Linked DNA regions of Homo sapiens: region 2 is linked to region 1. A link is a contact called in ENCODE Hi-C or POLR2A ChIA-PET data. All regions are on one chromosome and are shown on one strand. The core of a region is the stretch at or near the end of the contact, and the rest is flanking DNA. Distances in the headings are between cores, read along the strand shown. Region 1 has its middle 8.8 kb from the start of KIAA2012. Region 2 has its middle 48 kb from the start of FZD7.

Region 1 (3,571 bases), core at 655-3,154:
TCTCCCACTATTAGCACACACTAGTGAGGTTTGGTTTTATTTTAGAGATGGGGGTCACGCTGTGTTGCCCGGGCTGGTCTTGAATTCCTGGGCCCAAGTGATCCTCCCATCTCAGCTTCTCAAGTAGCTGGAGCTACAGATAAGTGCCACTGTGCCCAGCTCAGCAGTGAGGTTTTGCTGCACAAATGGATGCTCTGAAAGTCATTTCCTCACAACAGGAAATCTAATATATATAGATAGTAAGTCACTAGACTGCCTAACCAGACGCTTCTCTGTCAACTGGCTTCCAGCTCACCATTTTAACTCTATGATGAGAATAATTTTTATATTTTCTGATTATCACAGAGTGAAAATTGTGAACCCTGTGCTGATCATTTTAGATAAATGTTAATGTGATGTATAAAACATGTATCTTTGTAGGGACATACCAACACCCAAGGTATACACAAATTCTCTTCCCACTCTTTGCCCACACTGGTGAGATTTTGATGTTCAAATTGACGTCCCCATCCTTAGCCCCCAGAGGGGAGCAGCCAGGGAGCTGCAGCTGACAATCTGAGGAAGAGGAAGGGTGTCAGGGAGCCTGGGTGTGGGGAGAATCTTCCCCTCAAGACCCACATATTGCTAGAGTTCTCCTTGTGAACCAAGGAGCCCCTAGCCCACAGGTAACCTCACTGCCTGTTTTTCAACCTTTATAGTTTCCTTTGGAAAAGCATTCACATCTTCCTGAGAACTGAGATAAGATGCTAGTACCTTTGCAGAGATTGAATTAATCAAGCTGTGCAGGAATGGAACCCAGAGTGGATGCCTGGATTGGGGATTGATGGAAGAGGGAGAGGAAGAAGTGGGACAAGATGGAGGAGTCCTGGGAGGTAGGTCGGGAGGCCCATCTACAGCAGCTTTGCCTGTTCCCCATTTTCCCAGCCAGCAGCCTGTGTCCATACTCCTCCAGCCAACAATCTGAACATGAGGCATAGGCTGCCAATCTCCAGCTGGCCCTAGAAGGCTCTGAAGTATACATTTAAGGAAGAGGGGAAGCATTTCCTCCTTATCTCATAGAGCAGACCCACCTGGGGCAGCAAAGTCCCTTCTCCAAAGGCTAAGAGATCACATAAAACTCAACCACAAGTTAAGAGGAGTCATTAGTGTTCTAACATGTACGATCAGACATGAGCAGTGCCCTCTGCGGAGCGTCATCCTCCCCACCAACCCTTGCTTGTGCCCATCTCTTAGCCAATCCACTCTAAAGCAGGTGTCCAGAGGAGCTGTTAGTCAAGCAGGGAGAACAACTTTGAAATGGCACATTCCAGTGGGAGATACTGACAGAAGGGGTGGCTTGGCTTTTTCAGATTTTACCATAATCCTTCTCTTGACTCACTGTCTAGACATAGGTGCACAAAGGGTTAACAGGCCTTGTAGGACTCAGCTGCCAAGTACACTTAATGCTCAGTCCAGCACTCCTGGCTTGTATTCTTATGCTGCTGGAGTGGCCTGTTCATGGCATCTGGTTCCCTGGCAACAGCTTTCATTGGCTCATTCAAAGCCCTTTCTTCTTAAGAAAGCTCCTACTGAGACGCCCACCACCACTATGAATCACCATCTTAACTCTGTGTTTAGGATGCAGTTGGTATGAAAACAGCATTAGTAGATGAGGAAAAAGAAAGAAATGGCCAGGTTAAGTCCACCTGTCTTGCATGAACCTTGCACTGGTTTTCTACTGGGCCAGTGGGAAATTACCTGCTTTTCCACTGGGACAGAGGGAGAGGCTGGGCCAGAAAGTTTCCCAGAGCTGGAGTTCTTTGTTCGGCAGAGATCCATGAGCCTCTGTGATTCATGACTAGCTGTTTCCTGGGCTAATCTGTGATATAACTGTGGGCTCTGTGCTCTGACAAGGGGCGTTGCTGAGCTGAGGGAGTTCAGACAATGAAATCCATATTGTGGAAGGCTTGTTCCCAGCCAGCAACAAGCTGGGGAAAGGCATCTGCCTCCATCAGAACCTGAGGAGTCTGGCAGCTGCTCCACCCTTCCCCAAGACATCTCAGCAGCTCCAGAATTGCTCAGAATAGCAGTGAAAAGTAGCTCTTCAGGCAGCATTCGGAAAAAAGAAAAGTTGACTCGATTCTGTAACTCATAAAGATGGGAATTCTTAGGGGAATTCTTCAGTCTTACTGAGAACCACTTTGAGTTTTCTTGTTTTGTTTAGGGAATAAATAAAATGAGAAGCAACAAAGTGGAGTTAAAGAAGGCAAGCTATTCTCACTTTTGGTTCACCTGTGTCAGTCCATTTGACTCTGTCTTTTTAAAGCAAATTTCATCTCATGCACTCGTGCTCACTGAAATCTAAGTACATAGCATATTCAGGAAATAAAAGTGTTCAAAATTCACAGTAATATTTATTAAAAATGCTGGCTTTTGGCCTGGCCATCCGCTCTAGTATTTGTGCTGCTCTAACCTTCTGATTCCTCAAGAGAAAAGTTGCCAGGTGTAGTGGCTTATGCTTGCAATTGCAACACATTGGGAGGCTGAGGCAGGAGGATTGCTTGAGGCCAGAAGTTCAAGACCAGCTTGGGCAACATACCAAGACTGCCACCCCCATATCTACCAAAAAAATTAAAAAAAAAAAAAAAAGAAAACAGCTATCTTGGTCTTGGTGGTGAGATGTTATGAAAGAGTTGACAAGTCAAAGAAACAGGGTTTGTGACTGCTCTGCTTGAGAGTAAAAACTGCGGTGTGGAAGTGAGCACAGGTCCTTTCCTGCTGCTGTGTAGGCAGATGAATGTCTCTCTGCGTCTGATCCACTGGCTTGTCCACAGCTTAGCAGGATAAAGGCTCTTGGTGGTTCTATATCCACATGTTGTTAAAATATGTTATGAACAGCACTTACCAAAATAATGTATGTTTGAGAGCTATTTGGGAATCAGGCTGTGTGTCCCTTATTAAATGTGTAATGGGCAAGCCTTAATCTCGCTTAGCCTGAGCCTCAGTTTCCTCCACTGGAAAATGGGGATAATAGCACCTCTCATACGGAGGTGTTGCAAGGACTAAGAGAAATGAAGTATCTGTGCACCACCCCCATAGATTCTGATTGAATTGTTCTGGAATAGGGTCCTGGTACTGATAGGTTTTAGAAGCTCCACAGGTGATTCTGATGTTCAGCCAGCATTAAGAATCACAGATGCTGCATATGAAAGGCACTCTGTGGTTATTTATTTTTTAGGCTGAAGAATTCCTCAAATATTATGGATTCCTAGGGATGGAGATGAGAAGGAGATAATATTTACAGAAACAAAATTTCTTTATTGATTTGTCAGATTCTAGAGTTACCTAGACTGTAACAGAAGTATAGCCCAGCGCAGTGGACACATTCTCTCCCCTTTGAGACCTTTCCAGATGAGTCTTTTTTTTTTTTTAATTTTTAAGGAAAAGGGTTTTATTTGGGTCACAGTTCTGCAGGCTGTACATGAAGTGTGGCACCAGCAACTGCTTCTGGTGAGGGCCTCAGGAGGCTTACAATCATGGTGGAAGGTGAACGGGGAGCCGGCATGTCACATCGTGAGAGGGGGGCAAGAGA
Region 2 (3,526 bases), core at 635-3,134, 79 kb after region 1:
TTACAGGCATGCACCAACCTGGGCTAATTTTTTTTTTTTTTTGAGATGGAGTCTCGCTCTGTTGCCCAGGCTAGAGTGCCGTGGCGTGGTCTCGGCTCACTGCAACCTCTGCGTCCCAGGTTCAAGCAATTCTCGTGCCTCAGCCTCCTGAGTAGCTGGGATTACAGGTGCATGTGACCACGCCTGGCTAATTTTTGTATTTTTAGCAGAGTCAGGGTTTCACTGTGTTGGCCAGGCTGGTCTCGAACTCCTGACCTCAGGTGATCCGCCCGCCTTCACCTCCCAAAGTCCTGGGATTACAGGGGTGAGCCACCACCCCCGGGCTAATTGTTGTATTTTTAGTAGAGATGGGGTTCCACCATATTGCCCAGGCTGGTCTCAAACTCCTGTACTCAAGGGATCCACCTGCCTTGGCTTCCCAAAGTGCTGGGATTACAGGCCTGAGCCACTGTGCCTGGCTACCAAATCCATTTAAAGTGGGCACAAACCATAATATCCTCATTGTCAGTTTTCAAATGAAAACAGCTTTAAAATATCCCTGAAAACCCCCAATAGGGTCTTCTGTTTATTGCCCACGTGTGTGCGCTGGTATTTCACGTGCTCCTCTATCACTGGTAAGAGCTAAGGTGGTGCAACTCCTCACAGGTGGAGAAAATGAAGCAGAGAAGCTTGTGTGACTCACTTAAGGTCATCTATGTCGGCGCCACTTCTCAGACTCCAGCTGTCCTCATATCCCCAGAAATGCTTTTTCAGGTCAACAGTGCCTTTAAGTCCTTGGATTCCAGCTGGTAATAAATTTTTCCTGCCATTAGTTAATAAAGGAAATAGGGGTTGCCTAGAAGCAAGCAGATATGATTGGGAGGAAGCTGAGGAAACATTCTAGCACCTCTGTTTTATTCTTTGTCTTCAGAGAGAAGATTCTATATCACATACAAGGAAGCAGAGCATTCAGTGACAAGCCCTGACTCTACTGTGGCTGAGTAACCACCCAGTCACTCTGGTTGTTGGTGAAGACTCAGCATTGCCCTGGCACTTTAATCACTGGGGTCCCGGGGGCCCACAGGGCTCAATATCTTACACATGCAGTTCATGTACCAGCTGTTGCAGGAAACAGGTTCTCTGGAGTTTAAAAAAGAAAGGCAATTTCTCTAATTTGGATCAGGCCAGGTAAAATGGTGGCTGAGGCTGTCCCTGTTCTGGGTCTCAGGAACTCAGAGCAGGCGTTCATAGGTCACGAGATTGGCATCAGACAAGAGTAGATAAATAGAAAATTTTTTTCCGGTACAAATACAGGTCTGTGCGGCCCCGTGTCACGTTGTACCTGGTTATATGTGCTGAAGTCTCTGAGCTACTCCCACAGTCAAGCTGGTCACAAATCGGATTGGGCCTCATTTTCACCCTGAAGGAAACTGAGGCTGAGAGTTGCTGAGGCCTGCCCTAAAGGTTGTGGCAAGAGACTCAGCTGGAGGTGAGGTTCCTCTCCTCTAACCTCAACAGGACTCTCCCCACTGGTACGCTACAACAGCTTGGAAGGTAATCGCACTTGTCAGCGTGGGCTTTCCGGAATATGTGCTGCTCATATTCTGGGAAGGGCAGGCAGCGGGGGTGAGGGTGAGACAGGAAATCTTTCTGGAGGCTCTGAAGCCATTCCGGTTTTGGAGCATCCCCAGCAACTCCCACAGAATCAAGCCTTTTAAACTGCCTTTTGGAGAGGTTCGACTGAGAGCAAGGCTGCCTCAATCTGCTTCTGCCCAACTTCCTTTCTGTGAGGCCCCACAAGAGGACTAGAGCAGCGCCCCAGGGAGGATGCGAGGAGAATGGGCTGATTGAGCGATGTGGGCACAGGGCTGGCTGGCTGCCACCGTGCTGTCTGTCAGCAGGCTACAGGGTGGCTTTTCTTCTTGGTTTGCTTGCAGAGCCAGGGAGGCTGGGTGCCAGGGAGAATATTTTCTTTGTTTGGGAAAAGCCGTGTCCATCTGGCTTGCTCTGTAGCCTGTAGCCTCTCGCCTGAGAAGCTTTCCTGCCACTGGACATGGATCCCACTGGCAGGGTCTCTGCTGTGACCGACAGAAGATGCCGGCCCTGGGAGAGGCAACCAGTGAGGGCCCTACACAGAGCATGCCTGCGCCTGGACTGACCCAGCCTTCAGTTCATCCACCCCACAGACATTGGCTCAGGGTCTCCCCTGGTGGAATGTGGACCATGGCCTGTTGTTACAGGCTCAGGTAGATTGTCGACAATGGTGCTCCAGTATTCTCGGCCTGGGGGAGCTTGCATCCTGCATAGCCCCTTAATTTTTGCAGATGAGGACACTGAGACTCAGAGATCTGAAATAGCTTGTCCAAGGTCACACAAGAAAGCCAGGTTCAAGGCCTGGCTCCACCACTGCCTTGTCTTGTGGCCTTGAGCAAGTTCCTTGGCCTTGCTGGGCCTGTTTCCTAATCTCTGAAGGGGGATAAGTACCTAGTCCACAAGGCTAATGTGGGAGTTAAATGAGATGATCCAGCTGAGGGCCTCATCAAAGGCCCTCTGCTCATGGGAGGAGTCCCGTACAGTCCACCTCCATCTCTGAATCTGCATTACCCTTGTTTTATTATTGTCATGCAGTTGGCAACAACCACTACAATCAAATGAAGACCTCGGAAGCCAAGGCTGTGCAGCTGTTGCACAAAGTTCCTCGAAAGTCCCTCTTGCCTTCCATCCTCCCCATGTTCCCACATGGTAGAGATGGCAAGTCTCCTTTCTTTCATTTTACTGATGAGATAAAACTTCAGTCAAAGATGTGTCCTAAACCTGTGCTCTCCACTTCCTGGTTTCCCTGCTCTTTCTGTCTCCACCTGCTGCCAATTAGAATATTCCCACTGGTAGGATATTCCAGCCATGAGGGCGCTGAGTGTGGGAAAGAAGGAATACCCCCTCCCACCCCAAATCAATGGAAATCACCTCAGCATTCTTCTTACTGTTTTCTATTTTTTCTTGGGTTCATCTCCAGGGGCTGCGGGTTGGGGGCTAAGGACTGGGGGTCCTTGACTGACTGCACAGGGCTGGATCTGACGGAGCAGATAGAACGCATTTCCCAGCTCTGGGGCTGTGGCCAGTGACAACTTTAACGGCAAAGAATTACCATCAATTGTGTCCTGTGGCTGAAGGGATTTATGGACATTTTATGTGACTCTATGGACACAGACCCAAGGTTCCAACTGAACAGAGCTGGGAAGAAACACAGTGGCCCTTGTTAAACGGAAAGAATGAGTTTAATGTATACAGGGAGAGGGTAAGGGGTGGCGGTGGGGAGACAGAAGGAAAGGAGGTTCCCCGTGTTAAATATTTACAATTTGGGACTTGGGTCCTGTATTTCCAAAGGTGGTGGCAGGAGGGTGATTTCCGTAATATATTCCTCCCTCAAAACCCACCTTGCATGAGAAACTGCAGCAGGCACAAAATATTGCTCATGAATATTAATCAGTAAACTCCCCCTGCCAGTTGGGAATGGGGGCTGGTACTAAAATACTCCCTCCCCAACCCC

What was found. Hi-C counts contacts between places; a loop is a spot of excess contacts on that map. ChIA-PET counts read pairs that join two places held with the same protein, here RNA polymerase II (POLR2A). Pooled maps may share reads with other maps.
Region 2: a pooled map shows a loop between it and region 1 (2.2-fold over the local background). The contact joins two enhancer-like sites. A Hi-C loop is called at or near these places in 1 of 37 single-sample maps with no recorded cell type and 2 of 50 pooled maps. POLR2A ChIA-PET finds 5 or more read pairs at or near these places in 3 of 52 experiments (GM12878, H1 and activated T-cell).

Annotation. Positions count from the first base shown.
Region 1 is chr2:202,062,669-202,066,239 of GRCh38, reverse strand. No RefSeq gene overlaps it. Among named protein-coding and RNA genes, the nearest start is that of KIAA2012, 8.8 kb to the left of the region's middle. Within about 2 kb of position 1,904, at least 7 of the 41 ENCODE cell types and tissues checked have a DNase peak (open chromatin) inside an H3K27ac peak, as active enhancers do.
Region 2 is chr2:201,983,654-201,987,179 of GRCh38, reverse strand. No RefSeq gene overlaps it. Among named protein-coding and RNA genes, the nearest start is that of FZD7, 48 kb to the left of the region's middle. Within about 2 kb of position 1,884, at least 3 of the 41 ENCODE cell types and tissues checked have a DNase peak (open chromatin) inside an H3K27ac peak, as active enhancers do.